Regions from separate parts of the Mus musculus genome. Here region 1 is linked to region 2. Evidence: chromatin loops called from intact Hi-C (ENCODE). Cell type or tissue: heart. All regions are shown on one strand. Links, peaks and the distances in the headings refer to the core of each region. The heading gives the core; the rest is flanking DNA.

Evidence for each region. Hi-C counts contacts between places; a loop is a spot of excess contacts. Peaks named below come from ENCODE experiments on the same cell type or tissue, not always from the same donor. Only the 100,000 strongest peaks of a DNase experiment are listed, where the experiment ranks them.
Region 1: it touches region 2 in a loop (2.7-fold over the local background); 14 of 42 quality-filtered maps call a loop at or near these places.

What each region holds. Positions count from the first base shown.
Region 1 is chr14:63,171,229-63,186,530 of GRCm38, reverse strand. It overlaps Fdft1 (farnesyl diphosphate farnesyl transferase 1), which reads left to right and starts at 8,644. Exons shown (of 8, transcript NM_001360211.1): 1 at 8,644-8,848. The coding sequence starts at 8,750. Neil2 (nei like 2 (E. coli)) reads left to right here. Exons shown (of 5, transcript NM_201610.2): 4 at 297-493; 5 at 2,967-4,086. The coding sequence ends at 3,280. In heart, for the core only: no CTCF peak of the experiment used is centred there; a DNase peak (open chromatin) is centred at 8,480; H3K4me3 peaks cover 3,503 bases; H3K27ac peaks cover 4,541 bases.
Region 2 is chr14:63,113,815-63,129,116 of GRCm38, reverse strand. It overlaps Ctsb (cathepsin B), which reads right to left and starts at 6,655. Exons shown (of 10, transcript NM_007798.3): 1 at 6,552-6,655. In heart, for the core only: no CTCF peak of the experiment used is centred there; DNase peaks (open chromatin) are centred at 5,196 and 6,636; H3K4me3 peaks cover 2,610 bases; H3K27ac peaks cover 3,052 bases.

The DNA.
Region 1 (15,302 bases), core at 4,623-12,622, 55 kb before region 2:
AACATAATGTGCAGCTGACCTGACGGCATATGGGACAAGTAACTGTGTGTAAATGTGACCCACATAGCAGTCACTATACACACATGTGACATGGTTATATAGCAATAATTATATGGTGATGTACATTGATAGTTGCATGTGTGAGTAGATTATGTTGTGGTAACTATATATACTTATGGACTGACTCTACAGAGGACTGTTTATGAATATATGCGTTGACCACACAGTGGTGGTTGTAATGTATGATCTCATTATGTGTGAGAACACTATATGTATGATCTCTTCTGTCTCCTCAGGCTGGTACTCCATTTTAGTGGTGGTGGCTTCCTGGTATTTTATAACTGCCAGATGTCATGGAGCCCTCCCCCAGTGATTGAGCCCACCTGTGACATATTGTCTGAAAAGTTCCATCGAGGACAAGCCTTGGAAGCTCTAAGCCAGGCTCAGCCTGTGTGCTACACACTCTTGGACCAGAGATACTTCTCAGGATTAGGTATGACCTGTGTGATGGGAGGAGCCCCACGGAGTTGATTAATGGTATAGTGACTCATCTGTAGGGCAGGCAAGACTTAAGGACTACTATCCCAGTTGTGCCAACACTGTTGGTTTTAAGGTTGGTTTATCCCTTGATCTTAGACTCGGGTTAGTTTAAGAAGATCCTCACTTCTTTCTGTGGTGTAATATTCACAACAAGATAGTGTTTTCTGCTCTAGAGGCAGTGGGACCTGGGAAATGGACCTGATAAATGAGGAAGATGAAAGTTTCATGCAATAGCCAACTTTATTCAAAGCATCAGACAATTTATACTCTGAGAGTTAAGAGAATGGTCACCTGAATAAAGCTCTCATGAGTTCAGTCTGTATACAATCATAAGGACAAGCTACATGTGGCAAAACACGTTTTTCCATAAAGATATTGTATTAGTCAGAGTTCTCTAGAGTCACAGAAATTATGGAATGTCTCTACATATTAAGGGGAATTTATTGTAATGATTTACAGTCTGTAGTCTAACTAACCCAACAATGGGCAGCTGTGAATGGGAAGTCCAAAAATCTAGTAGTTTCTCAGTCTCACAGACTAGTTGCTTCAGCTGGTCTTCTAGAATCCTGAAACAGTAGGTTCCAACAGATGTGCTGGCAAATAAGTGCAAGCAGGTGAAAAAGAGTGAATCTTCCTTCTTCCAATGTCCTTTATAGGCCTCCAGCAGAAGGTGTGGCCCAGATTAAAGATGTGTATCACCATGCCTGAATCTGGAATTTACTTTGTTCCTGGCTGACCTTGATCTCAGAGATCTGTTATTCCTAAATCTCCTGGGTTTAAAGATGTGTACTACCTTGCTACCTTGCTTAAGCTTTTTAATGGCCACTATGCCTTAAGATCTCCATGTTGAGATCCAGGTCAGAAACCTGTATCTTCCAGGCTCAAGATCACAAGTGTGCCCTCCATTTCTGGATTGTAGTAATCCCAGATGTGGTCAAGTTGATAACTAGGAATAGCCATCACAGATCTATATATACAGCCTGGTGGTGGTGGAGCACGCCTTTAATCTCAGCACTTGGGAGGCAGAAGCAGGTGGATTTCTGAGTTCAAGGCCAGCCTGGTCTAAGGGAGTGAGTTCCAGGATAGCTAGGGCTACACAGAGAAACCCTGTCTCGAAAAAACCAAAACCAAAACCAAAAATAAAAAAAAAACCCACAAATCTATTAATACATAACAGCCAGTTGTGTGAACAACAAAGTAAACTCTCCCCTATCTGATATACCTGGGAAGAGCATGAAAACATATTCCAAGAATAATACCACGTTTTGAAGAAACTGAGGTCACAAGACTCTTGTCTGGTTTTCTTGGAGTTTTCTCACAAGCACTCAGAATTGTCCTCGAATGATTCCATTCTTGGACCATGTTCTGACATGATAGGACTGTCACAGGCCTTCTGATGTGATATCAGTATGACCTCCTGACAGAGGGATCACGTTGTGTACCTGGCACACTCTAAAGCCTACAGAGCATCTAGAAGGTTCTGGGTTAAGTCATGCTGGGAATGGTTGTCCTGCAGGCCATTGGAAGAGAGGGAGGAGAATGCCCACTAATAGGTACTGCTCTTGGGCACTGGGGCTTCTGATATCGAAGCAGAGTCAGGTATCAGGTCAGCTCCAGGCTCTTAGAAGCCAAGAGAAAGAAGCAGGTCTCTGCTCTGGAGAATAGATTAGTGAAACTGTGAGCATTTCCAGCTGAGACAGGGAATGCTATAGTTCTTAGTACGGGGAGGGTTATTTTCTGCCCACAGGAGAGCAATAAGGGGCACCACAACTGGCTGTTAAAGCAGTTGCTATTGGCAAAGCTGTGTGCATATACAAAGTGTGACTTGCCTGCCGTGAGTATAGTTCATGCTGAAAAGATGTGAAAGTGCTGTGCTCTCATGGGAGAACCAGTGGAGTCTGTTTCTGTGCCAGAAGGATGAACAAGGTTTCCAGCAGTGGCTTTTGGATGTGCGCAGAGACCTGACTACACAATGATACTGGTGAGAGCCAGTGTGAGTCAATAACTCCAGGGACTCGGGCACAGTCCTGCCCTTATGCTGTTCCATGGGATAATCACTTGTTAGCTTTCCCTTTTCTTCAGATGAGGAAACTAAAGCAAAGGGCACCTCGCTGGTGAGCAGCGAAGCTGAGATGAGTCCAGGTAGGCCTCAGCTGTAACCGCAGTGAGATTATGAAACTCTTGGGGAAACGTCAACTGTTTAGACTGTGGCCCCCATGTACCATTGAACTTACTCTCCTCCGCTTAGCAAGGCCATTGCTCAGTAACCAGCAAGATGGACTGAACTCATCATCACCTGAGACAGATTGTGAGCTAGTGAGCTCAACACTTAGAAGACAAGGTGGGGGGGGGGGGCTCAGCAGTTTAGCCTAGGCTACATAGCAAGTTTGAGGCTTTCCTCCCCTCACGTCTCCCTTTGTTTTCAGGGAACATCATAAAGAATGAAGCCTTGTACAGAGCAAGGATCCATCCCCTCTCTCTCGGTTCATGCCTGAGTTCTTCCTCTCGGGAGGCCCTCGTGGATCACGTGGTGGAGTTCAGTAAGGACTGGCTTCGGGACAAATTCCAAGGCAAGGAACGGCACACACAGATCTACCAGAAGGAACAATGTCCTTCTGGTCACCAGGTCATGAAGGAGACATTTGGGCCCCCAGATGGGCTCCAGAGGCTCACCTGGTGGTGCCCTCAATGCCAGCCCCAGCTGTCCTCCAAGGGGCCCCAGAATCTCCCGTCCTCCTAAAACATGTGGCCTTTGCCGTGGGGCTTGTAGCCTTGGAGATCCAGGTGCTGTGTGTCCTGAAAGAAGGGTGTAGGCAGGGATAGCATTACAGATCAGGGTAAGGAAGTTCAGGAGAGTCAGTATTGCTGACATTCATCCGTAGGATTATGCCTCAACTGCAGCTTTCATAGTGGTTGATAGGTGCTTTCCTTTTCTAGTTAATTCTATGTAATCCCACCATGCTGTCAAAACCCTGACAGTGGACTGGGGAAAAACTGCCCGGAGCAGCCGTGAGTCTGAAAAGAGCATGACTGGTGGTGTGCAGCTTCTGGGGGGGGGGGGGAACAGCTGGAGGAGACAGCTGGGGGTGGGGCCAGCAGAGTGAACAGCTGGAGGAGACAGCTGGGGGTGGGGTGGGGGTGGGGCCAGCAGAGTGAACAGCTGGGGGATACTATAATCCCAGGCTAGGTTGCTTATGCAGTGTTTTGAGAACTGGTTGATTTTGAGGCCCTCTAATTTCTTTCTTCTTTTATATAGAGGGATCAAGGATGAGGGCAAAGCTTCAGGAAGGTAGTGCTAATCAGCCTACCTGGTGCCCTCCCAGTGGCTGGAGACCCCAGGATGGACAGGGAGGTGTGTCCAGGGTCTGAGAAAAGCTGGCTATTATTTTACCCCTCAAGTTGGGCATTTGTTGACTGTTGATGTTTGAAGAATTTGCGTGTCTGGGGATGTAAAGAAGCAATCTTTCAGGTTGTTAGTAACAGCTTTATGGAACTGGAGTAGCAAATGAAAATAAAACGGTGTGGTATTTTCTGTGGTCTTCGTTAGGCAAAGGTGGTGTTTTGTTTGTTTTTTCTGTGTCGTGGTGCAGAGATAGAACTTGGGGCTTCACTTGCGCTAAGCAAGGACTGTACCACTGAGCTGCATCCAGCACTCAGCTGTGGTGACAGTGGCCTTGCAGGGTAGGCTTGAGAAATCCACTTAGGAGCAGGACAGGAAGGAAGTAAAACCTGCCCTCTGCTTGGAGAACTTGGAGAACTTGGCTTCTGTTGCCCTCCGCTGGCAGATGGTGTGATTTTTGAGAGACATTGAAATAGCTCACGGTCCCTTACTTTCCTTGCTGGGAAATTCATCTCTTGATGGTTGTCAGTCGTGATCCAGTGACTGCTGATCAGGTGAACTGAACAGCAGTGAGTGCTCACCCCTCACTGAGGGGTCATCCCACACCCAAGTCACCAGCATGGAGGGCTCACCCTTCTTAAACGATTTTTTTTTTAATGTGGACACATATTTTGTCTGCATGTATGTCTGTGTACAATGTGTGTGCAGTGCCTATAGATGTCAGATGACATCAGATTTCCCTGGGGATTGGCTGGAATTACATTGTGAGCTGTCCTGTGAATGCTGAAAATCAAACCCTGGTCCTCTGGAAAACAACCCAGTGCTCTTAATCCCTGGGCCATCTTTCCAGTCCACTTTTTAAAATAGTTTTTTACTTTGATATCTATCTATCTGTCTGTCTGTCTGTCTGCCTGTCTACCTACCTACCTACCTACCTATGTATCTACTATGTGGACATGGGTGCTGCTGTGTCCTTGGAAGCCAGAAGAGAGTGTTGGAATCTCCTGATTTACAGGCAGTTGTGATCTGCCTTGTGTGGGTGGTGGGACTTGTACTTGGGTCCTCTGGAAAACATTAAGTACATTTAACCACTAAGCTCATCTCTAGCTGCTGGCTCACCCATAACAGCCTCTCACCTCGTAGGTCATATTCATGATCTACAGAATAACCCATGGAGACGGACACTTAATCATTTAAAAATTCAATTTTTGTCATTTTAAAGGAGATTTTATTCTCGGTAATGTGTGTGTCTTGTGTGGGGTTATCTGCACAATAGTGTAGGTGCCCAAGGTGGTCAGATCTCCTGAAGCTAGAGTTACAAGGGCTATGAGCCACCTGGCTTGAGTTCTGGGAACCAAACTTGGGTTCTCTAGAAGAGCAGTGTGTATTCCTAATCAATAAGCCATTTCCTTAGTCCTGAGCACCCATACTTACTGTCCTTACCTGAAGTCTGGGAAGGTTATGGAATTTAAGATCACACAGTTAAGCTGAATATGGTGACACACATCCCAGCCTCCGGAGAGGCTGGGGCCCTGGGATCTGGTGTTTTGGGCCAATGTAAACACTGCCTCAAAGGGAAAACAAACAATGAACAAGGTTTAATGCCACTGTCACACTTAAGTCTGCCATAGGGAAAAAAAAAACCACACACACACACAAAACAAAAACAATACCCCCCCCCCAAAAAAAACCCTCAACTCTCCCATCTGTGCCAGAGGTGTCCTCAGTGTGCCCAGATGACTGATGGGAGATAGTCACAGGGTGGTAGCAGAGGCCTCAAACATCAAGCTTTTGGGGCACCTGGAGCATGGATGATAAGCAGGCGACAGTTTCCTGCAAGACTGTATCCCTGCAGAGAAGTCTGACAGGCACTGGTGCAGGATGCAATGCCTGGTATTGTACCACCTGGTGCTTCTCCAAGGCTGGTGTCCCACTCCATGTGTGGAGCGTCTCTCCAGCAACCTGAGCTTACGACGGTGCACCATCAAGCATGCCTTTGAGGTCATCTACCTGCTCGCTGGAGAGAACTCTCTGCAGGGTTTCACTGTCATTAACAGTGGCCTCCCAGGAGACTGAGCATGCATTGGGTGAGTCCCACAGGAAGATGGTAGGCTGTAGTGGGACTCCACTGCACCCAGTGAATCAAGCCCTCTGGCTGTGCCTAGACGCGAGTGCCTGTGAGGCTGCCTAATATTAAGACAACAGGCAAAGAAGCTGGTAAGTGCTACCACGGGCTATCCTAATTCTTGGATGAACTGAGGTGTGTGGTGTGTTTTGTTCAGAGGGAAAGGTACCCTGGGACTTGGAAGCCCAGGAACCAGAGGGGAGAGGTATCCCAATGGAAGGATATCTTGAGACACAGGTGCCCAGAAACCACACAGCCATGAGAGGAAGCTTCCTCAGGAGAGGCACGGTAGCTCTCAGCTGAGCAGCTCAGCTTTGCTCCACCTCTTCACTTTTCCCCTTCTCTTGATTGCTTCTTGGCTTCTTTCAATGATGCACACCAGGCTGCAAATACCATGATTTATTGGAGGGTCCAGGAGAGGAGAGAGAAATCCAGGGATGACTGTCCTCTGCTCCTAGGAGTGGACAGCAGGGAATTGGACAATTGGCAGGGTTTATATCTCAGCAGGATAGGATATCTCGGGGTAGTGGGGCAGAGAAATCCAGATTGAAGATTGGTGGGATTTCAAGTCCTGAGCTTGGGGAACTCAGAGATTGGTAGATTTTTCTGGAAAGCCCAGTAATCAGTGGCTTTTTTTTTTTTTTTTCACCATCACCCCCCAATTCCCTGCCTCAGGCCCATGGGTTAGGATGGGAAGTCCTTCCTGGCAAACAGGTGGCTTTGGCTGAGGACCCATCCCCTGCAGCTGTGCTTTGCTAAAGCTGTAGGACAGCTGCGATGGGTCATTTTGACAAGAGCTACCATTTTTGACAGCTGGGAGTATCATAGGCTGGGGTGAGAAGGAGGGGCTGGCTACCACTCTGATGGGAACTGATGGGACCAAGTCTGACTTTCCAGCTGTTTCTAATAAACTGATATTTTGAATGGAAATTAGAATCAAAGACTGAGTGGTTAGGTAATCCTTCACTCCTCACAGATCTTCAAGATGGAAGTCTAAGAGTAAGACATATTCAGTTGTCTCTGCCCTGGAATACACCTTCTAGAACACTGTGACTTCACTGTGTGTGGTGGTGGTGGTGGTGGTGGGGCTTTTTTGATATTTTCTTCTTGTAGTTAAGGACACCAATTCCATTGGAATTAATTTTAAGGCCTGCCCTTGTGGCCTTGTTTATATATAATCCCTATGAAATTCCCATCTCTAAAATTCCCCATTTTAGACTAAAGCTCCAACACAGAAGTTTTCTATAGAAGGACTCAAGCATTGAGGACCAAACTGGCACATTTTAATAATTTTAATATGTTTTTACTAGCATATTCACCATATATAACAATGGGCTGTATTATGACATTTTATAACGTATATAATATATTCTGATCATATTCAACCCCTATTATTCTCTCGTCTTCCCGCCCCCACTCTTCTTGAACTTGTCTTTAAAACTAGTCATTTTTCTTCTTGATCTGTCAGTAGGTTTAATTAGGGTTACTAACAGAAGTATGGGCAACTTACTAGCAGACATACCACTTAAAATCTTTGTCTATCTTTAGGTGATACAAAGGCACCACCGAACTTGATGACCTGAGTTCTATCTCCAGGAGTCAAATGGAAGAAGAGAAATGACTTCCACACATGGTATGTGTGTGATAACACTTATGCTCACATCAAAATATAATAAAAAGGTGTAAGTAGAAATGAAGGCTAATTGGAACAGTAAGAATTATGACTGTAAAGGGGAATGTAATAAAAATACATTATATAAGTGTATGAAGACTTCATAATAAAACTTATGTATCATTTATGCTAGTAACTTTTTAAGTCATTCCACCAGCAACCATCAACTACCAATAGAACTGGGAGGGAGCCCTTCCTCGCTCCTTGCAATCCTTAACTGGGGAGAGCAGGAGGTATTTGTTCCCATCACATCCCTGGGAGGCCCAATCTCGGGCAGATTTTGCAAGCACTACATAAGTCCTGGTTCACGTCAACTAGAACATCGAGAGGTATTAAGAGCTCAGTTCCCTTTGTTTTTGCAGCTTTGAAAATGGGATCCAAGAATCATCGCCATGTCGTCTCACAAAAGACGGGTGGAGAAGTCTGAGAAATACTGTGCGCTGTCCCGCTTGGAGTTTCCCGGGGCTCAGCAAAGCCCCGGTAAACTCGAGCCCCTGTAAACTCCTCGGAGGAAAGCAAGACTGTTTTATCTGTTCTCAAGCCGCGAGGCGCGTTTCCAGTCCCTGCTACCCTTTCACTCTGACTCGGCTTTGCCAGCCAACCCCTTAGGTATATCAAGAGGTGAACTCAGACTGGAGGCCGAGGTCCCTAGGATCGTGCAAAGCTCTCAAGCCTTTCGCGGAACTCCAGAACGTCCACGCATGCGCCTCGCTCGCTGCCAGCCTACGACACGCAGGAACAAAGGCTCTCTGCTGGGTACCAATCGTGTTCGCTGGCTGCTTTCCAGCTCTCCAATCAAATTCTAGGGTGTGGTCATCGCGCCAGGCTCCTCCGGCTTCCGATTGGTTAACGTTTTCCTGGTGCGAGCAGCTCTGGCCAATCAACGTCCGTCAGTCCACTCCGCGCGTCCTAGCCTGGAGGCGCGAGCGGCGCGGCCGGTTGAGGAGGGCGGGAGGTGGGCGGGACGTCCGGCGCTGGCCCCGCCTCCTCGCCCTGCCCACTCCCCGGCGTCTAAACACAGGTGGGAGCGGGAGATCCCGACAGGTGAGCCCCGCGCCCAGCAGTCGCAAGGATGGAGTTCGTCAAGTGTCTAGGCCACCCGGAGGAGTTCTATAACCTGCTGCGATTCCGCATGGGAGGCCGGCGGAATTTTATACCCAAGATGGACCAGGTAAGTCGAGCATCCCTGCTCCCTCGCAGGCCTGTGGCGGCTTCCCGCACAAGAGGTCTCTAGAGGATGGATGGTCTCTGACACCCTGGTCTTCACGGAAGGCGGGATCCCTGCCTGGGTCGCGCACCCCCACTAGGGCCATGTCCCCCCCCCCCCCCCCCCGCCTTTCAAGGTTTCTGTCTGTTCAAGCCATTGCTTTTCTTGGTAGTTTGGCTGCGTATTTTGTTCTTCTAAGCTTGGAGTTATTTTTACCTAAATGGGTGCGTTCCAGAATTGAGATTAAAGAGAACACGGTTGAGAACAATTTTGAGAACATAAGGAACCCTGGAGGAGTTATCGTGCCTATTTTCACTGGAATGAAACTTACTTCGCCCCACCCACTCCTTCCAGTTTTCAGACATCACCTCCCGCATAAGCTTACTCACCTTTCTGCAGCCACTATTTTATTCCTGGGTGCTTCCTACGGTTTTTGTTGTGTCCAAGTTCCTACTAGTTATTGGCTGCCAGAGGCCAGAACATGTTTGTTTTTTTGGTTTTTTTCGTATTTCATTGGTCTGTTCCCTTTCTTAAACGCGTGCTTTTATGATAATACTTACTCTGACAAAAGTATGTAACTGTTGCATGATGACACATCCAGTTAACATCAAAAACTTAAACGTTTCCCCTTCACTGGAAACATCAGGCACTGTATTTTATTTAAAGGTATTCTTAATTGGTGCCCTTGCTTTTCTCATTCAGAATCCTCCCTTTTTTAAGATTTAGCTCTAACAAGTGCTCTCAGCCATTCAGCAGACCCTGGACACCTGTCAGTGATGGGCACTCTGTGGGGTAAAACATGGATAGCAGTGTAATTAAGGGCATAGACAGGGTCCACAAGGAAATGAACGCCAAGAGTAGGTTTCAGGGGAGAAGAAGGTACAGTTGCCAGATTCTTGCACGGATAAGTAATCAGAGCAAGAGCAAGAATCTGCTTTATAATCCAACTTGAGCTCCTGACAGCTCCAGTGACAGGTAGTTCATTCTGACCTGCAAGGTCTCCTTACCTGCCTTCTCTAGCACCCTTTAACTTAGACCCGTGATCCCAGAGCCACTTTCAGATGCAAGATTCTTTATTTCAGTCTCGCAACAACTTCAGGGTTCTCTTAACTCGGTTCTGAATTTTATTTTTTCAAGACAGGGTCTCACTGTGTAAGCCCTGGCTGTCTTGGAACTCACTTTGTAGATCAGGCCAGCCTTGTGACTCAGAGATCCACTTGCCTCTGATCCCCATCTCAGCCTCCTGGCAAATCTGAATTAGAAGCGGCTTGAAAATAATCTTTTCTTCATGTACAGGCCTTTACTGCCTTGAGCAAAGTAGCTTGTCAGAAATGTGTGGGGGTTGGGGATTTAGCTCAGTGGTAGAGCGCTTGCTAGGCAAGTGCAAGGCCCTGGGTTTGGTCCTCAGCTCTGCGGGGGTGGGGGGGGGAGACAAAATAACAAAAAGACAAAAAACAAACAAACAAACAAACACCCAAGGTAACTGGTACACAGAGCGGGGCATGGTGGCACACGCCTTTAATCCCAGCACTTGGGAGGCAGAGGCAGGTGGATTTCTGAGTTCAAGGCCAGCCTGGTCTACAGAGTTTGAGTTCCAGGACAGCCAAGGCTACACAGAGAAACCCTGTCTCAGAAAAATAAAAACAAAACAGAAATGTGTGAAGATGAATTAGTGAACAGACTGCTTTGGGGAAGCTTGTATGTAGCCTTCTAAGGCAGGTAGGTGCCTTTGCCTGAGTATAGCAGAATAGTGACTTTTCCTAAGGGGATTTACAAGAGTAGGAGGGAAAATCACTGCTAGTTAGGATGCAAGTTTAACCTTTGTAGGGTTGCCTGAAGGAAATAGAGCTTTCAAATGCCTCTGTGGCTTTTGTGCATAAATACTTGCTTGGCTCAGTATTAGTAAGATTTCTTTTGAGTGCTGACATGATGCCGTAGGTGGACACTTCCACACCACACTTGACCTTGTACATGTATTTGACATGTCGTTTTCAATATGTTAAAAAGCATTGTAGAAAATTCCCTGTCAGCTGTGTGTATAAGGCATATGTGAAACACAAACAATTGCATGTTTGGACATGGGTCCCACTGCCAAGATATCTCATTGCTCATTTACAAATCTTAAGAAATCTAAATACTTCTATCCTGGAGAAGATGTACATTTGAGCTTTTACGGGGTGAACCCAAGATAAAGAATTTCTGCTTACAGTCTAGGTTGTAAGTCTTGGTCAGGAGACCAAGTGACACCTGACACCTGGTGATGGCAGTTCACCACCTCTGGGGAGGTATTCGCTGTCTTCTCTCGGTCCATGATGCTCAGGTTTTAGGATGCTTTGGACTGAATGTCCACCCTTTCCTTCCTCTTTTAGAGCCAAGGGGAGATTTAGTCTTTGTTTTGGAGTACAGACCCTGAAGTATTAAGACAGCTCTCAGTCTTTCAGAATGCTGATGAAAGAGCCTGGCGTAGCGCCACACACGCTTTTAATCCCAGCATAAGGAGAGGAGAGGAAGGTGGCTCTCTGAAAGTTTGTGGTCAGCCTGGTCTACATATTGAGTTAAGGGCTAGCCATAGATATGTAATGAGACCCTGTTTTCAAACAACAGACCAAAAAAAAAAAAAAAAAAAGTATTGCTCTGACGCTGTGCCTTTTCTTTTGATTTTATTTTGTATTTTTTTGAGACAGGGTTTCTCTGTGTAGCCCTGGCTGTCCTGGAACTCACTCTGTAGACCAGACTGGCCTCGAACTCAGAAATCTGCCTGCCTCTGCCTCCCAAGTGCTGGGATTAAAGGCGCCTGCCTTTGCCTTCCAAGTGCTGGGATTAAAGATGTGTGCCACCACCGCCCGGCTGTACCTTTCCTTTGGTTATTTTCCTGTGGTACTCTTCCAAGCCGTGTGCCTGCTCCTCCTTTTTCTTTAAAGGTTGGTTTCTGTAATTGCACAATACTTGGCAATTTTAGCCTGGTTACTTCAGAAATTTACATTTCTTATTGATGTCTTTATTTCTAATTCCCATACTTTAAGATGGGCATTAACTTAAAACGCTCTTTGGGCGTTTTGGTTTCTGGAACTCGATTTGTGATTCAGACTGGCTTTGAATGCTGAGCCTCCTGGCTGCTGGGATTGCAGGTGTGAGCCTCCAAGCCCAATTAAAATGCATTTTCATTACAAAATACTTTATGCAGACAAGTATCGAAAGTTACATATAACAGGCCACTGCATCAGTAATCTGTCATATTTACTTCATTCTCTTCATATATATTTAAGAAGTTAAATATTCATAAACACCTAAAACAGTAGACTCCCTGCATCTGACATTGGCCTGCCTGCCCCATTCTCTTGTTCACCTGGCTTTTTCAGGCTGTCTCCTCACACTGTGGGCTTAGAACTGTGGACACCTGTCTGGGATCTTTTTCTCCGTCTTTATGTCTTGCTGAAAGCCTCTAGAAACTGGGATTGTGTGCCTTCCCTTAGCTAATGTTTATTAGTTCTTGGTGTGTGCCAAGCACTATTTTACATACCTCCCATCTGTTATGTAAACACCCAGTAACCCTTTGAGGATCTGTTTTCCTGTTTTGTAGCTAGGGCTTAGAGGTTAGTGAGTTACTTAACATCCCATAGCTATGGTGTGGCGCCCTGGAATTTGACTCTCACAATCTGACTACAGAGCTTGTTCAGTCTATCTTTTTTAAAAAGATTCAATTTTTTAAAATTTTTTTAAAAAATTTTCTAAGTGTGTTATGTGTTACAGTTGTCTGTGAGTTTGTGGCAGTGAGTGCAGTACCTTGTTGAGGCCAGAAGAGGCCATCAGATGCCCCTGGAGCTGGAGTTATAGGTGATTGTGAACTGCAGACGCTGGGAACTGAACTCCAGTCCTCAGTAAGAGCAGTACTTGCTCTTAAGCACTGAGCCATCTCCCCGGCCCCTCCTGAGCTCTCTATCCCAGTATGCTGTCCATCCTTAAGGTAGTGAGCCACAGAAGTACATTAAGCAGGCTGTCCAAGCGAGCTAAGAGGGGGACACATCTAGGCCTGGTGCACACAAATGCCTGTCCTAACTAGGACTACCAAACATCCTGACTGGCACGGTGGCACAGCAGGTAAAGACACTGCCAACAAGCTTGACAACCTGAGTTTAATTCCCAGGACCCACGTGGTTCTACATAGCTGTGGCACATACTACCCTCTATAAAAAATAAATACATAAAAAGTCATATATTTTACATATATGTATATGTGTGTGTGTGTGTATATATATATATATATATATTTTTTTTTTCAAACTGAGTGTGGTAGCACAGGCCATTAATCCCAGCACTTGGGCGGCAGAGGCAGGTGGATCTCTATTAGTTCTAGGCTGTGAGTTCCAGGCCAGATGCTGTCTTATAGCTGTTTATTATCTAAGTGTATCACTTAGAGTTTTTAAATTAAATTTTTTAGAAAATGTATTATTGTGTCTGTGTATGCCACTACACACATGCCACTGCACACACGCGACAGTCCTAGGACAGATTTGTGCAGTTTGTTCTCTCCACCATCTTTATGTAGGTTCCAGGAGTTGAACTCGGGTCACCAGTCATGTTTAGCCAGTGTCTTAAGCTGCTGCGGCACCTGACTAAGCTTCCCCCTTAGCTTTTACTGAGGACAAACTGTCGAAAGCTTCGGGCTGCACTTACGGAGTTTGGTTGTATGTGCTGCTTCCTAATACGTGTGAGCTGCCAAACAATGGCCAAGCGGTGCAGTAGTATATTTTATCCTACTTTTAGGAAGCCAGAGTTAGTGGTTTAAGGTATAACTGTTAGCTTAGTTCACAGTTGTCTGGGACAGCTGGGGCTTCTGATCTGGGACAGCTGGACCTATTTCTCCGTGGCCTGCTCAGCCCGCAGGCAGCTTGTAGCTAATGAAGGGATGGTTAGAGCAGGTTATAGCCAGAACCGGGGAGAGACACTCATCAGGCTTGTCCTGGGACTCATAGACAGTGGGAGGGAGCAACTCTATGTACACACTTTTCAGACTTCTGCATGAGTCACATCTGTTACTGTCCAATTGGACCCCAGATTTTTACCAGGGGAGCCAGGTATGAGGGAGGAGAGAAAGCCGCCTTCCTGATGAGAAGTCATAAAATTTTGTGGCCATGTTTACAGCTTACTATACTTTATCACTCTTAGTAATCTGATGGGACAAGTATTTTTGCTGTCGCTTATGTGAATTACAAGTCTGGTTTTCCTCACAACTCTTGGATATGCTTCCGGGATGCCCAGTCAGGCCTGGCCACCTCTGTACATTTGTTACATCTACAAGATGTAACATTTTCAAAAATTAAATTGAAATAACTTCTATTAAAAATTCGCATGCTTTTTAGCTTGGAGGTTGTTTGGCTCAGAAAGCTCAGGTATTGCATGAACCCTGCTAGCAGGCCCAAACTGGCTTTTGTCAAACTTGTGTTCTATTGGGAGAGAAAGGCAAGACAAGTACACAGACTTACAGACAGAAGTCAGCAGTCAGAAGAGGCTGGAGTGGCGAGGTTAGGGGAAGGCAGACTTTTAGGGTTGTGATCTAGAGCTGGGGACTGTTCACCGCTGTCCTCTATAAAAGAGGACATTGGCCCGACGAGACCCTTGGAGACTGAAGGCTTTGGTTTCCTCTTTGAAGGGGAGTGGGTGGCCGTGATAAGGGGCAGAGAAAGTGAGGCTTGGGCTATTTCTTCTCCCTGGGGGATTTGATAATCCAGTGTTTGCTGAGCACTTGCCAGCCCCCGTGAGGCCCCCACCCCCAGTCTTGAGAACTGAACCCAAGGCCTCATGCATGCTAGCCACGTGCCATGAAGTACGGTACCTGCTGTTCCAGAGGAGGCTCTTGTGAGCCCAGGGGTTTAAGAGCAGCCTAGATGCATGACAAAACTTCAGCTAAACAAGCAATCAAGAGTAGTCTCAAGTACCTCTAATTAGTGGAAACAAACTGGAAAATTCATTTCCCTTCATTTAATATTTAAATAACAACAATAATAATAAAAAGGAAACCGAGAGATATGTACCCTGAACTTTGTGGGTTTTCAAGACAGGGTTTCTCTGTGTGGCCCTGGCTGTCCTGGAACTCACTCTGTAGACCAGGCTGGCCTCGAACTCAGAAATCCGCCTGCCCCTGCCTCCCAAGTGCTGGGATTAAAGGCGTGCGCCGCCAAGCCCAGCAAGAGCTGATTATTTTTGTAACAAAAAATAAATATGGGTTTAGGCCAGGTATGGTAGTGCAAGGCTTTTTTTTTTTTTTTTTTTTTTTTTTTTTTTTTGATGTAAAAACATGAGGTAGTTTTAATGGCAGAGCTCCGTCTGGGTCGAAATGTATCTCATGCAGGAGACAGTGGATTCGACCACGAGGCTTGGAAGCTAGGGGTTTTTATAGAAAAGGGGCTGGGGCTGGGGC
Region 2 (15,302 bases), core at 2,599-10,598:
TCCCCTTCCAGGTGTACAAGTAGAGGGCAGTTGTTGCGGGCACCATTTATTTCTAGCTCAAGTCAGCTGGTCCTGGGTTCCACTACCCTCTTCCGTTTCAAACCTTTGTAGCAATCAGTGTCTCAGAGTCCTGCTATTACTGTCACTGTCACATGAACAGAATGGCCAGTGAGTGGACTGGCGATCCCATCAACAGCAAAACCATTTCCCAAACTAGCTGGATGTCCTTCCTCAGACAAACACACTCCTGGGACTCTAGAAGAAAATGGCAGACATCCAAAGGGAAGATGAGGCCAGGGTGAAGGAAGCATAACGTAATGAACACACCAAACATGGGGGGGCCGGGGGGGCCACCCACAAGCCTGACCTTAGAAAGCTTTCCTGAGTAGTCACACAGTCTCAGACTAGAGTCTAAGTCTACATTCTAAATGCTGTAAGGAGACAGAATGTGTAGACTGAACGTGCCACAGGCCACCTGCCACGTCCTGGCACAGGATAAGTGCGCGCGCACACACACACACACACACACACACACACACACACACACACAGCAGTCTTCATCCATCTCTCCCTGACTGCGGTACATGGGGCGGACCTCTCACACACCAGCTCTAACTGTGCAGCCACGACTGTGGCTGTCCATCACAGATGTGCTGAGGGACTCTACCCTAGGGAGGTGGGAAGAGGATGGGGAGACTGGCTGGGGCCTTGATGTTACACTTTATGAGCGTCTCTTCCATAAAAACAAACTTGTCTAGGCTCTGCCTGTCATTACGGGCACCTGCTCCTCAAGCATTACCCACTCCAGTCCAACCACAGGACAGGACAGTGGGAACTGTATTTCCTTTGGACTGGTTTGCCCAGTTGCCCCCAATGCTGGGGTAACTATAGTGGAAGCAGACACGCTAATTTCAAAGGTGTGCAGAGCTGACCTGAAGGAGGCCAGAGACTCCCCCTTTTGCCAAGTCTGAATCATAGCCCAGATGTGGGTTTCCAGATTGTACATCCTTGTTCCTAGTAAAAACTGTATGATTGATTCATGGTGATCCTAAAGAACAAACAGCTTGGGGCTGCCCACAGCTACTCTCTGTCTACCCACGGCACATCTGGGGCTGCCCACAGGTACTACCTGTCTACCCACGGCACATCTGGAGAAGCTAGAGATGCAATTCAAGGGCAGGGCACTTACCTGCTCAATTGAGAAAATGCCTCCATAAGATCAGACTGTGGGCAGGACTATATGGCATTTTCTTAACTAGTGATTAATGGGGAAGGACCCAGCCCATTATGCATGGGGCCCCTTGGGTTGGTGGTCCTAGGTTCTATAAGAAAGCAGGCTGAGCACCCCATCACCTATGCATCAGTTCCTTCCTTCAGGATCCTGCCCTGTTTGAGTTCCCTTCCTGACTTCTTTCAATGATGAACTACAATGTAGAAGTATAATTCAAATAAACTCTTCTTTCCCTAACTTGCTTTTGGTCATGGTGTTTCACCATAGCAATAGTAACCCTAACTAGGATAGGCCCTCATTTAAGAGGAAACACATTTAATTGTTTGTAGAGATCAAGACAATTTGACTAAGACCTGCAGAGATGCTTCCGAGATGCAGGGGGTAGTCTAGTCCCAAAGTCTGCTCCTAAAATATATAAGAGTACAAGGCTTTTAAAGACCTTGAGATGTAAAATGAGATTAGTGATTTATGCTTCTCTGCTTGCTTCCTAATTCGATTGCAGGCTAAATTAAGCTCCAGGCTGGTCAGCCAGAGGACAAGGCAGACAACAGAAACATTTTGTTTGTGAACTGGGTACCTTCTTCTTTCTTGGGGCCCTCTCAAGGCTCACAGAAATGACAAGCAGAGCTACTCTTTGGGAAAGTGCCTCCCTGTTCCAGGCTTGGGACAGCCACCAGCAGGCAGAGCCACCAGGTACAACCTCCGGTCACGGTTAACTGACTATATAGTTCTCTATGTGCACAGCAGTCAACATTTATTATCCCTGAGTAATTATCTTTGTCTTAGAAAGTATCCCAGTTTGAGACCAAGGATATACTTCAGATGGCATGCCTGACTAGCATCCTGGGTTCAGTCCCCAGCATCACATTAAACCAGACACAGTAAGTGGTATATGCTATAACACACCTCATGGAGAGGCAGGATAGAGTTCAATGCCATCCTTGGCTACACTGTGAATTTGAGGCCAGGCTGAAATATAAGACTGTGTCTCAAAACATATCCTCTCCAGGTATCCTACTTGGTATAAAGAATTATGACTATCATACTATTTGAAATAAAGCCTTGTATGTGGATTCTACTATTTGATATCAAAACACAGCATAGCCCCAAACCCAGAGGGATCATGCTGAGAATGAGTGCCAGGCTACTTGAATTCTGATATGGTTTTATATACCTTTGACTGGCACAAGCTGGCCAGCACCTTATGCAAGTTGGAAAGACATGTGATCCCTGTGGGTGAGCATCACTCACCTGGGCCAGATCAGCAGGTCAGAGAGTCAGGAGGTTAGAGGGCAGCCACCTCTGATCTGAGAGCAGAGTATCTAAGAGTTCTGTGGTGCTCTGTGGATACTAACTTAGCATTTATCAACCTTATTCTCTTCCACCCTGCCAGCTAGAGAAAGAAGAGCAGTATCTTGGCCAGGTACTAACCCAATTAAAACAGGTTAACAGTTGAGATCACAGACCATAGGTCCTTCCCAGCACTCAGCTTTTATAAAACACTGGTTCTGGAAAGAGCCCTCCAGTCTTGTAGAAGAATTCTTTCTATTTCACAGGCGAGGGAAACTGAGGCATGAGACAAGACCATGGGTAGGCCCTGAGGATCAGTCACCTCCAGGAGATTGAATTCTAGGTCACATTCCATCACAGTTACCTAAGTGACTATGACCAAGTCACAGACTTGCAGGTGACTTCACTTTCTCATAAAGTCTCCCAATGTCACAAACCTCCTGAATTTTAAAAATGAGAAAGTAGGGCTTGCAGGAGATGGCCCAGTGAGGAAGGCATTGCTGTGCAGTCATTTCCCAGTAGGGAAATGCTGAGAGGACTTGGTGGCCTGCATTGGGAATCCCAGGATTTGGGAGTCAGACAAAGGGGTTCCAGAGGCAAGCTGGCCAGCCAGACCAACCAAATGCATAAGCTCTGGGCATAAGTGGCCTGGCCTCTCGAAGCAGAGATTGATTGTGAAAGACGCCCATAGACCCCTGGTACACACAAAACACACATACACACAAAAATATTTAGAAACTACATCCAACTACACCTAAACTTAGATACCCAGGCTTAGGACCTAAAGAACCCAATAGTTGTAGATGTGTGGTGGTATACATGTTTTAAGCTCAGCACTTAAAAGGCACTCAGGCAGGAGAGATCTTGAGTTCTCCTTGGCTACATATCAAGTTTGAAACCAACCTGGGCTATATGAGATCCTGTCTCAATAACCAAATCCCAAACCTAAACCCAAACTTGTTTTTTGGTTCTTGTTTTGTTTTGTTTTTGAGACAGGATCACGATGTAGCCCTGGCTAACCTAGGATTCATTAGACAGACCAAGCTGGCCTTGAACTCAGAGTGCTGGGATTAACTTGTTCACTACCCTGCTAAACTAAACCCTAACATTAAAAAAAAAAAAAAAAAAAAAAAAGGGTGGTGGTGGCACACACCTTCAATCCCAGCACTCAGGCGGCAAAGGCGGGTGAATCTCTGTGAGCTCAAGGCCAGCCTGGTTTACATAGCCCTGTCTCAAATAAATGAAGAAAAAGAAGACTAATAAACTAAGCTCGCTGGCCTGACAGGGTGCACACCTGTAATCTCAGCACTTGGGAAGTGGGCAGGAAGATCAGGAGTTCAAAGCCATCCTCTCCTATGTGGTGAGTTAGCTGGGATACATGAAGCCCCTGTCACACTGCCACCTGTCCCCAACAAATTAAAATAACTGTTAAATCTACAGGTATCAGTCAACACCAACAAATCTTATCAACTGAGTGAACAATAAGTGAACACACTATAAGTTACATAAACCAATACTTAGACATGGTATCTCAAGTGCAGAAGTAGGAAAGAATAAGGAAAGCAACAGCTGTCAAAGTCCCTGTGACAGACAAAGCAAGTCCTGGAGCCAAACCGACCCCAACCAAGCAAGACCCACCAAAGAGGAGCCACCCACTTCTACCCCAAACCTGAGCCTGGAAGGCCTCAGGTCTGCAGGAAGGGGGGTTCAGGCTTGAAGGTAAAAATGAAAGGATTGCTAGGTGGTGGCCCACGGTTTTAATCCCAGTTAATCCCAGCACGGGGGAGGCAGAGGCAGATTTATCTCTGAGTTTGTGTACCCCATCATGCCCCGGCCATCCTGGTCTACATAGCCAGTTAGTTCCAGGCTAGCCACAACTACTACACACCCCTGTTCTCAAAATAAATAAATAAACAAATAAATAAATAAATAAATAAATAAAATAAAATAAAAATATGGCCTAACCCAGGAGCATTAGCTATTGTTTGTAACCCTAGCATTCAGGAGGTTGAGGCAAAACTGTCCTACAGTAGGGTAAAACCTGCCTCAAAAAACTGAGAGGGCTAGCGGAGGGAGGAGACTGGTTAAAGCTGGCTGGGTATGATAGAGTGGCAGACTGCATGATTAGGATGCACGAGGCTCTGGGTTGGATATCAGTGCGAGGGAGGCAGAACTCCACCCCTAGAACTTCCACCATGTTCAGTGCTGGGTGGAAAATAAGCAACAAAAGGACTCCAGATTGATCCTTCTCCCACCCTTCCGTAGGCAGCTCCTGCAGAGTACCAGAGCAGGGATATGTTAACTAAGCAAAGGCAATAGAGACCTTTGTACACCTCACCTTACCTAGAGGCCCCACCACAACCCTTCACACCAATCATACTCAAGTTCCTGGTTTCCCTTTTGATTTTCAAAAGTTCTACTGCATAGAGTTCCACCTCACACATAGCTAATATTTTCCTTACATCAGTACATCAAAAGTCAGTGGCCAACCGGAGACTCCTATATCTAAAGGTTTCTACCCATACCATAAAAGGGCCGTAGCCTAGAATGCTGAGCCAGCACCTCCAGGGAACAGTTTCAACCTGGAGCCAAGAGCGCCAACCCTCCACTGCCTGACTAGTCTGAAAACATTTAGGCCAACGTCAAGGGGAATGCTGGAAATCTCTGCTGGCACCTGGGCTGGTGAAGCACAGGCGTGGGCCCGGCTCGCCCCACCCCACTAGCAGTCCCGTAGGCCTGGGTCACGTGGCTTTAAAGGAGCAGAGGTCATTTTCCTCCACCTTCTTTTAAGCATGAGTTTTTTTTTTTTTTAAGGAAGGAAGGAGGGATTAAGAAATGAAACCGTTTCCCTCTGTAGTCCCACTGTTGTGGAATCCATTACATAGCCCAGGCTGGTTTCCAATGCACAGCGATTCTCCTGCCTCAGCCTTCCAAGTGCCGTGATTGCCTTGCTCTGGTATGGCTCTGGGGACTCTGGAGTTTTAGGTCACCATGGCCAGAGCCTATGGGAAACAACTGTCCCCTGAACGGCTTCGAACAAAGATGACACCTTCACCAACATTTTGCAAATGCTACTCTGAATCCGGGGACTGCAGACCATACCTCCACAGCAGTCCCTCACAGGAAGCACCTGGAGATCAGTCTTCCCGAGACACTAAAAGGAGTTAAACTTCCCTTTCAATCCCACAATTTATCTCCCTTCCCAAACACGTGAGGGGATCTGGTTAGGTGGAGGTAAGGTGCGGATGGGTTTTAGTCCTTTACTCTTGGGCCCTAGGGGACCAAGTCCAATTTACCTATCTCTTGGTCCGCACGCCCAGCACTCTGGGAGAGGATGCTATCTCTCCCGGCTAGCAGGGCCCTGACTGAAGGAGGCTGTCCTGCAAGTACCTTTCCTCCATCACATTGGCCATTCCCCTCCAGAGAAAGGTTCTGGGAGAGCCCCTATCCTTTAGCTCTGCTTCTCTTCCTGTTTCTCGGTTTAACTCTTCGTGCAGGTTCCACCCCAGCCACCCACTACCAGGTTCCCATTCTCAATAGAACAGGTCTTTTAGGGTGCCAGGCACTGCGTGGGTTTGTGTGTGGAAAAGTTCCCGGGGCAGATTCTTTAGAATAAGCCACAAACCTGCACTAGATGCAGGTCGATACTCGCCCTGAGCACCCCTGAGACTTGCAATCTGCGAGCTGGAAGGGCCAGAGCTGAACCCTTCCCTTTAAGCTCCTCCCTCGGAGCTCCCCGAAGTCCCCACCTCCGCCCTTGAAGTGCGCCAAGGCCACTGGAAAGAAGCCGATCACCGCGGGGTCACCAGGCTCGGCCCTAAAGCGTGAAAGCTGGAGCTCTGCCGGTCTAGCCTGCGGGAGCCTAAGACCGCGATCCGCCAGGGCGAGCAGCATCTAGGGCCGCGGAGGAACCGCGCCTGCGCCCTGGGCAAGTGAAGGGCCTGTCTCCACCACCGCTGCTCAGCCCGCTCCCCCGACCCCAGCCAAAGTGACTTCCGCCATGGAGCCACTGTGCCCCGGGCAAACTCACCGAGCGCAGCGCGACAGCCTGGGCCTGCAGCCACCAAGCCAAACGGAGCCGCTCCTGGCCTCTCCCGTGCACTCCTAAGTACCCGCGCAGCTCCGCCCTCCGCTGGGGGCTGATTCGTCACGTGATGCTTGACCGCGCCCCCGCCCCTGCCGGCCCCTCCCCCTTCATCCCGGGACTCTGCAAGCTGTGTTAAACCCAAAAGAAACTGGTGGTTTGTCTGCTCTCTTTCCATTTCGCACAGAGATGCTCTCCAGGGACCTCTGCAGGTACCCTGCACTGGGAAGATACAACATCTTCGTGACATGCATTCCTCGGGAAGGCCCCGCTGGCTCGGGGACCTGGAAATGTCTGGAGGAGCCTCCTGGCCTTATATTCTGAAGCTCAGACTATAATGGCGTAGAAATACTCAAACCAAGGGAAGCAACCAAAAACTAGAACTGGGCTGGGATTGTAGCCCAGAAGTAGAGCTCTTACTTACCAAGCCCAAGGCCCTGGGTTCGATCCCTAGTTTAAAAAGAAAGAGAGAAACCAAAACCCCATGAATTTTGTCCAAGGCATGTTATGAAATTCAGAACTCCTGCCAGGCCATATGAACCTCCCCCCATCTTGTGTGGTAAGCTAGCCAGTGAGAAGCTGGCTGACCTAGTTGATCTGACAGGTCATAGCATACCCCCACCCCCACCCCAGGGTCGAGCACCCTCAGATCTCTCCAATCCTTAGGTCTATCCTGTAATATAGGAATGGCCTCATGTCAGCATGGTATCTTGTAGCCAGGCTTGTGACGATAAGAAAGGTTTGGATCTAGTGGATTCCAAGGTTCTATTGGTAGGCTCCCAGTTAAGGACAGGAGTGGAAGTGTAGTTACTGAACCCCAGTTAAGTGGAATACAGGAAGAACTCAGAAAACTTGCGGAAAGGCAGGTCCATGGCCATCTGTCCAAGGCCAGCTGTCCCAGCTGCTGACAACAGGTAGAAACTGGCTGCTTATTTTAGGGTAAAAAGTCCAAACAAAAATGAGCAGCCTTTCTTGGCTAAAAGCCCAAAATGTCCTCTGACATGCCCAGAGCCTGGCCCTTGGCAGGAGCTAGAGATGTTTAAGTGTCTAAGCCAAAAGTGTCTCTGGCTGCCAGGAAGGGGGTCTTCAAGTCTTTTCCACAAAGGAGTGACCTTTCCTGGAAGCCATACTGAGGCTGTGACCCAAACTGAAATGACTTCAACACCTGGAATGAAAACTGGACTGACCAGCTAGCTCAACCTTCTTCCTGCCTCCATCCCACTAAAGGCTACAGTCCTATTAACCCCCAGGCTTTGGGGGGCTCCAGGATGGGATCCGACTCCCTCCAGGGACCCCACGGGCTGCTCAAGACCTTTGCCTTCTTTCTCTCCCTTCAGCTCCCTACAGTCCTTCCCACCTTCCTAAAACTCACCTTCTGTGGTCCATGAATTTCCTTCCTCAAAACTGAGAGACAAGAACCCAGAAGTACCTGGCTTGGGCTGACTTCAGTGGTGCTGAAAAAGGCTTCATTTTAAAATGTTAGAATATTCCCATATCACTGCCTGCTCACCCCAGCCTGTCCAGACAGCTGCAGAGTCCAGCCTGCACATCAGTGTTTCATAGATCATCTTCCCCCTGGACACATAGACCGTAGTAAATCCTTCCTTTATAGCGCCTCAGATGAGCTGAGGGCTACACATGCATTATCACAGTGTGTTAATAAAGGAGAGGCTTCTGAAGCGAAACAATGATAAGCAGTCACATGTGAGATAAACCCGTAGTCCTAACACTTGGGAAATTTGGGGGCTATAGGGTCAATCTGAGCTACACAGCACATTCAAATCCAACCTGGGCTACAGGAGACCCTGTCTCAAATGACCAACATACAGGGCTGTGAATATAGTTCAACTGGTAGAGTTATCCTGACTTGTATGCTTAGAGTTCTGGGTTCCATCCCTAGCCCTCCATAAACCTGGCATCGTGGTTCTCACTATGAGATGGAAGCAGAAAGGTCAAAGTTCAAGACCGCAGCATCAGTTTGATGGCTCAGCTGGCAAAAGTGCTTCCTACACAGCCCAATGACCTATACCACTTTGATCCCTGGAAACCACAGTAGAAGGAGAGAACACATTCCAAAAAAGTTGTCCTCTAATACTCATGCCATAGCTCACGCACCCCTCAACTCTCTCTCCCTCTCCATCTCTCTCTCTCTCTCTAATAATAATAATAATAATAATAATAATAATAATAATAATTTTAGAAGCTCAAAGCTATCCATATCTCCCTAGTGATTTGTGGCCAGCATGGGTTACAAGAGACTGCATATCAAATAAATAACCAAATAACCAAATGAATACGACCAGAGTAGACTCTTCTGGAGAGTCCGTCTGTGGGAAACTTTAGGAGGAAGCTATCCCAGCATACTTAAATCCCTTCATGCACACTTTGAGTCCTCCGCCTCCTAAGGGATAAGAATGTGCTATGTTGTTCCTTGCTGTATTCTGCATGGTGCCTGCCTGTCACCAGGTAGAGGGCAGAGACAATGGGTGTGCACACGAAGTGAACCTTGAAGATTGAGTCCAGGTTCAGCTTTACCAGCTCACCTAGGGCTCAGGGCTTGTTCTTAGAATGTTTAGAGGGATCTTGCCCTGAGTGTGTAAAAGTGTTTTTCTAGTGAACATGTGGACAGGAGACTGGGCATACGCCCTGAAGAAATATGGTTGCTCATATTAACGTTACCAAATATGCACAGCGGTATTATTCACAGGCGCCTAGAGATGGAAACAACTTCTGTTTATCAACTGATGCTTGGATAAACAAAATGTCCCACAATCGCAAAACAGGGTGTGACTCAGCTATCAAAAATGCTGCGCTACCACATACACTGTGGATGAACCTTCAAGACTGTGTTAAGTCAGGGAAGGACCTCATGCTGTGTGCTCCCACTTCCACTTACAGCAAGAGAAAGCTAGCATAGAGATAGATTAGCAGGTAACCAATGGTGCCTTGGGAGAAGAGCTTTGAGTCTGGGAAGGACCCTATGGGGCCTCGGGGCCTCGGGGAGCACTTGTTAAAGTGCTGACAACTACAGACTCATGCACTTCATTTTATCTTTAGTATTTTGGGGATTCCCACCCCTCCCCCATTTTTTGTTTGTTTTCTGAGACAAGACTCACTCTGTAGTCCTGACTGTCCTAGAATTCACTATGTAGACCAGACTAACCTTCAACTCACAGAGATCTACCTACTCCTGCCTCCCTCACAGTGATCCCCTTTAATGCTGACACCTGGGAGGCAGAGGCAGAGGCAGAGGCAGAGGCAGAGGCAGAGGCAGAGGCAGAGGCAGAGGCAGAGGCAGAGGCAGAGGCAGAGGCAGAGGCAGAGGCAGAGGCAGAGGCAGAGGCAGAGGCAGAGGCAGAGGCAGAGGCAGAGGCAGAGGCAGAGGCAGAGGCAGAGGCAGAGGCAGAGGCAGAGGCAGAGGCAGAGAGGGAGCCCTGTGAATTTGGAGTTAGCCTAGTCAACATAGCAAGTTCCAGGATGACCACTGCTACATACTGAAATCCTGTTTCAAAATAATAAAGAACAAACAAATAGGTTATTCCATGGGTTGGTGGCAGCACTTATGGCTTTAGGCATCTGACTAGTTCTGTCCAGTTTTATCTCACAGGAATGGAGTCCATAAGGTGACTACTATAAGAGGAAACCCAGCATGCAGTAGACTGAGGCAGGAGCAGCTCAGACTTGAGGCCAGCATGATCCCAATAATACAAACAGCTGGCTGTGGTGGTACACACTTGTAATTTCAGCATTGAGGAGTCTGAGACAGAAATTCAGAGCCAGACTTGGTTACATCATGAGTTCAAAGCCGGCCTGGTCTATTAGGAGACACCCCCACCCCCTGGCTCTATTAAAAGAAGAGGAAGGAAAAGGAGAGGGAGAAAGAGGACTCTCCAGAGGTGAGGATATAGATCTTTGGTAGATCATTGCCTAGTCTGTATGAGGTCCTAGGTTGGACTCCCAACCAAATATTAATAACAATAAGCAAATATTAATAACAATGATGAGAATCCCCTTTCTGCCTTTTAGCTAAGATTGAGTGTAACGATGAAGATAATATTAACAACAGTGAGATGACAGCAACAAGACATAAAAAGGACACCAGAAGACAGGGAAACACTTTCACTACCCTACAGAAGATGACAGACGACAACAGCAGAACAGAACAGGTCAGCTTGATTTTGCATAACTTACTTGGCCTAGGTGGGAGAGAAAGAAAAGAAAAAAGAATCAATATTGATCATCTCCTGGGTAGGAAATTATGACTTCCCCAGCAACCAAGGGTCTCATTCTCTGTGTAGCCCTGGCTATCCTAGAACTCACTCTGTAGACCAGGCTAGACTCGAACTCAGAGCTCCATCTGCCTCTGCTCCTAAGTGCGGGGACTAGAGGTGTGCACTGTCACTAGCTCTAATAACCCTAGCCTCATATATATATATATATATATATATATATATATATATACACACATATATATATGTATATGTATATGTATATGTATATGTATATGTATATGTATATGTATATGTATATGTATACACACACACACACACACACACACACACTTGAAGAAACGTTTCCCCTATCCTGTGTAAGAAAGGCCCTGCTTCACTGTTTGGCAAAGGAGAGAAAAGGTGCCTAGTACAATCCTGGAAAGCCCCACTCAGTGCTTAGCCAGAGGTGAAGCCAAGGCTCTTGCAGGTCTCTTGCCTCCTCATCTCTTTCCATCTTCCCTAGTTCTGTGAATGTTTAAGCTCAGGCACTTGTTTGTCAGCCGGGCTCAACCTTGGTTTTCTCTAGGGCAGTGTTTCTCAATCTGTGGCTCGTGACCCCTTTGGGCACTGAATGACCTTTTCACAGGGGTTGCCTAAGACCATGGGAAAGCACAGATATTTACTTTACGATTCACAACAGCAGCAAATAATTTTTATATTTTATAGCTGGGGGTCACCACAACATGAGGAACTGTGTTATAGCATTAGGAAGGTTGAGAGTCACTGTTCCTGGACCATCTGAGCCAAGGGGTGGTTGGTTAATTTAGAACAAACTGCTACATGTGTGGGCTGATTCCTTTTACTACATGTGTGGAGCACACGTGTGTCTTTATGATGCAGAATATGAAGTGCTCCTATCTGTTCCTTCTGCACCTGTCACTTGTATTATGGAGAAAAGTTAGGCGAGACTGAGACATAGTGGGCCTCAAAATAAAAAGTAACATAAAGGCTGGAAATACAGCTTAGTAGTGGAGGTGTCTCAACCTGTTTGAGGTTCTGGTTGATCCCCAACACCACAAGAACACAAAAGAGGAAACAAACTGCTCTGAAGTATCTTTTCAAGTCATAAAACTCAGCACATAGACAGCATCATTAGCCAATGATACAAATGAAACAAAGACCTAATCCATCGATGTCTACAGTTCTGGGAAAGTCTTTCAATGTACTAACCTCGCTTTTTTAGCTTCTGGCTAACTATTCTTGTTAACTGAAATACGTCAACCCAGAATATGGCCTTTGTGCTTAAAAGCTCACCCCGAGAAAGGACCAGGAATACTCTGGGGTCCCAAACAACCAGTGTAGTCACTGGCCAGCTCATGCGGCTTCCCAGTGGCTTGAACTCATTTCTGAGCAGTCTTCTCTGGTGGGTACTCCACAGCAAAACTAAGGTTCCATATCACCAGGCTGAAACAAAGCTACCGAGCTGACCTGAGACATTTCTCAAAGGGCCAGTATAATTGACCTGATAATGAAGTTGACCCTGCCTTAACCCTTCCACAGAAGGCTGACCTGAACTGGCCAGCTCTCAAACCACCAAGGTTGAGCTATTGTTCAGTTTCCCTGATCTGGTCACACCCAGAGTCACCCTTTGTTTTGGTTTCTGCTCAAGCCATTGGAACACACTCCATTTTATGAAATGAAGTGCTGCTCAATCCTAGAATTATAGACTAAAGCCAATTAAGGCATCCGTTCTTCCTGTAATCTCAGAGCTAGAGGCTGAGACAGGAATATCAGAAGTTCAAGGCCTGCCTGGGCTACAAAGAAGACAGCCCATCCAAAACCCGAAAAACAAAGCAAAACAAAACAAAACAAAAACAAACAAACAAACAAAACAGCAAAATAAAAGCAAAGACAGCAAACAAACAAAAAATCCCTAAATGTTTAAGTTGTGATTTCTTTTTGCCATTGGTGTCATTGTCCTTTACCTCATCTCCTAACTCATCCAAACCCACAAGCCCAAAGTACAAAATCTTGTATGAACTGCCATCCCCACAGCCCTGCCCCCTGGGGATCATACTGGCCACTTCCTCACACGGGGGCTTCCCTTTCCAATATTCTCCAAAAGGGACAGGGAAAAAAAATCTCAAAACCAACCAGCCAACCCAAAGCATGGAGCCGGCAAAACTGCAGCTTGGATCCTATTTGGGGATGTGAGGAAAATCCTCAGACAACCATTGCTGGGTAGAGAGCAGAAGCTCCCATGAAGAAGAGCAAAGCCCTTCCTGGTTTCCAAGGCCCAAAGCACTGGGAATTCTGGTCAAATAAAACCCTGAAGACAGCCAGGTGTGGTGGCTCACGCCTTTAATCCTAGCTCACAGGAGGCAGAGGCAGGCGGATTTCTGAGTTCGAGGCCAGCCTGGTCTACAAAGTGAGTTCCAGGACAGCCAGGGCTATACAGAGAAACCCTGTCTCAAAACAAACAAACAAACAAACAAACAACCCTGAAGACAGGCCTGGATGGAGGGAGGCTCAGCTGTTAAGAGCACTCGCTGCTCTAGCAGAGGTTGGTTCAGTTCCCAGCACCCATGGTGGGTCACAACATCCTGTAACTCCAGCTCCAGAGAACCTGATACCTTTCCTGCCTCCAAGGGTACTCATGCATGTACTAATAACACATGCAGGCACACATCTACACATAAATAAAAAATAATAGATCTTTAAAGAACTGGGGGGAGGAGGACCCTCTGATGACATCAGGTGTTTGCCTGGATGGGAAGCAATGGGAGCTCTTGGGGATTGTTGTTGGGCCAGTGACTTGGTCCTAAGAAACTCTCTGCATCCTTGGCTAAGGATCTATTGGCTGCTGATAGAGAGTCACTCTGTGGGGCTATGGCTGCTGGCAGATCTCCCAGGCCCCAGTGGTTTAGTTTAAAAACATTTGCACATGGTCAACACTAACTTAATACACAGTTCTGGTGGCAAGGACCATTAAAAGAGAATATGAAGCAGGAGAGAGGTAAAGTTGGTAGGTTCTGAGTGGAGTTGTATGAAGAGAGGACAGATAGATAAAACCGAAATTCACCATATCCACACACGTACACTTTCAAAGAATAAAACAAATGTTGTCTTTAAAAAGATGACAGAGGCATGTCTACTTCCCCCAGAGATACCATAATTTAGTAATGAAAATTAGTCTCTTTTCGTAGAATTACAGTTTAAAAAAATACTCTTTCAATTAAATTTAAACACACACACACTATTGCTAGATTACTCTCTGGCCCAGAAATTCTGTTTCCATCTACTTAGTGATACAAAGGAAAGTGGAAACACGGCCACAAAGTGACCAGAAGAAGAGTGGTCAGCAGTTCAAACTCGCTCCAATTGCCATAATACCAACACTCAAGAGGTTGAGCCTACAGACCCATGCATTCAAGGCTAGCGAGATCTTGACTGAAAACAAACATAGCCCAAATTTTCAAAGATCAGGTGTTCTCCCTCAGAAGACTCAGTCAACCGGAGACGGTACCTTCATGTTACTTGGCAGTTACAAAAGGGGACAGCTGTCAGACACATTGAGGAGAAGCGTCTCAAAGGCATTTTACTGAGAGACCTCCTTTCAAAGAGTGTACAATGGGCCTATAGGTGTTTGTCTGAGGATAAAGACACTTGCCACCAAGCCTGACAACCTGAGTTCCATCCCCGGGACCCACACAGTAACTGCCACAAGTTGTCCTCTGATCTCCATACATACTCTATCACACACACAAACACGTAAGTGTGCACACCACATATGCAAAAAAAAAAAAGCAAAGCAAACAAACAAACACCAACCGCTGCCACCAATAAAACAGATATTGACTGACTATAAAAAGGCTCAGTCGGTAAGAGCACTTGCCAACAAGCATACAGCTCTTCGTACAGCCTAAGTTGGTCTCAAACCCGTCACAAATAATATAAAATATCTTGGCGTGACTCTAACTAAGGAAGTGAAAGATCTATATGATAAAAACTTCAAATCTCTGAAGACAGAAATTAAAGAAGATCTCAGAAGATGGAAAGATCTCCCATGCTCATGGATTGGCAGGATCAACATTGTAAAAATGGCTATCTTGCCAAAAGCAATCTACAGATTCAATGCAATCCCCATCAAAATTCCAACTCAATTCTTCAACGAATTAGAAGGAGCAATTTGCAAATTCATCTGGAATAACAAAAAACCTAGGATATCAAAAACTCTTCTCAAGGATAAAAGAACCTCTGGTGGAATCACCATGCCTGATCTAAAGCTTTACTACAGAGCAATTGTGATAAAAACTGCATGGTACTGGTATAGAGACAGACAAGTAGACCAATGGAATAGAATTGAAGACCCAGAAATGAACCCACACACCTATGGTCACTTGATCTTCGACAAGGGAGCTAAAACCATCCAGTGGAAGAAAGACAGCATTTTCAACAATTGGTGCTGGCACAACTGGTTGTTATC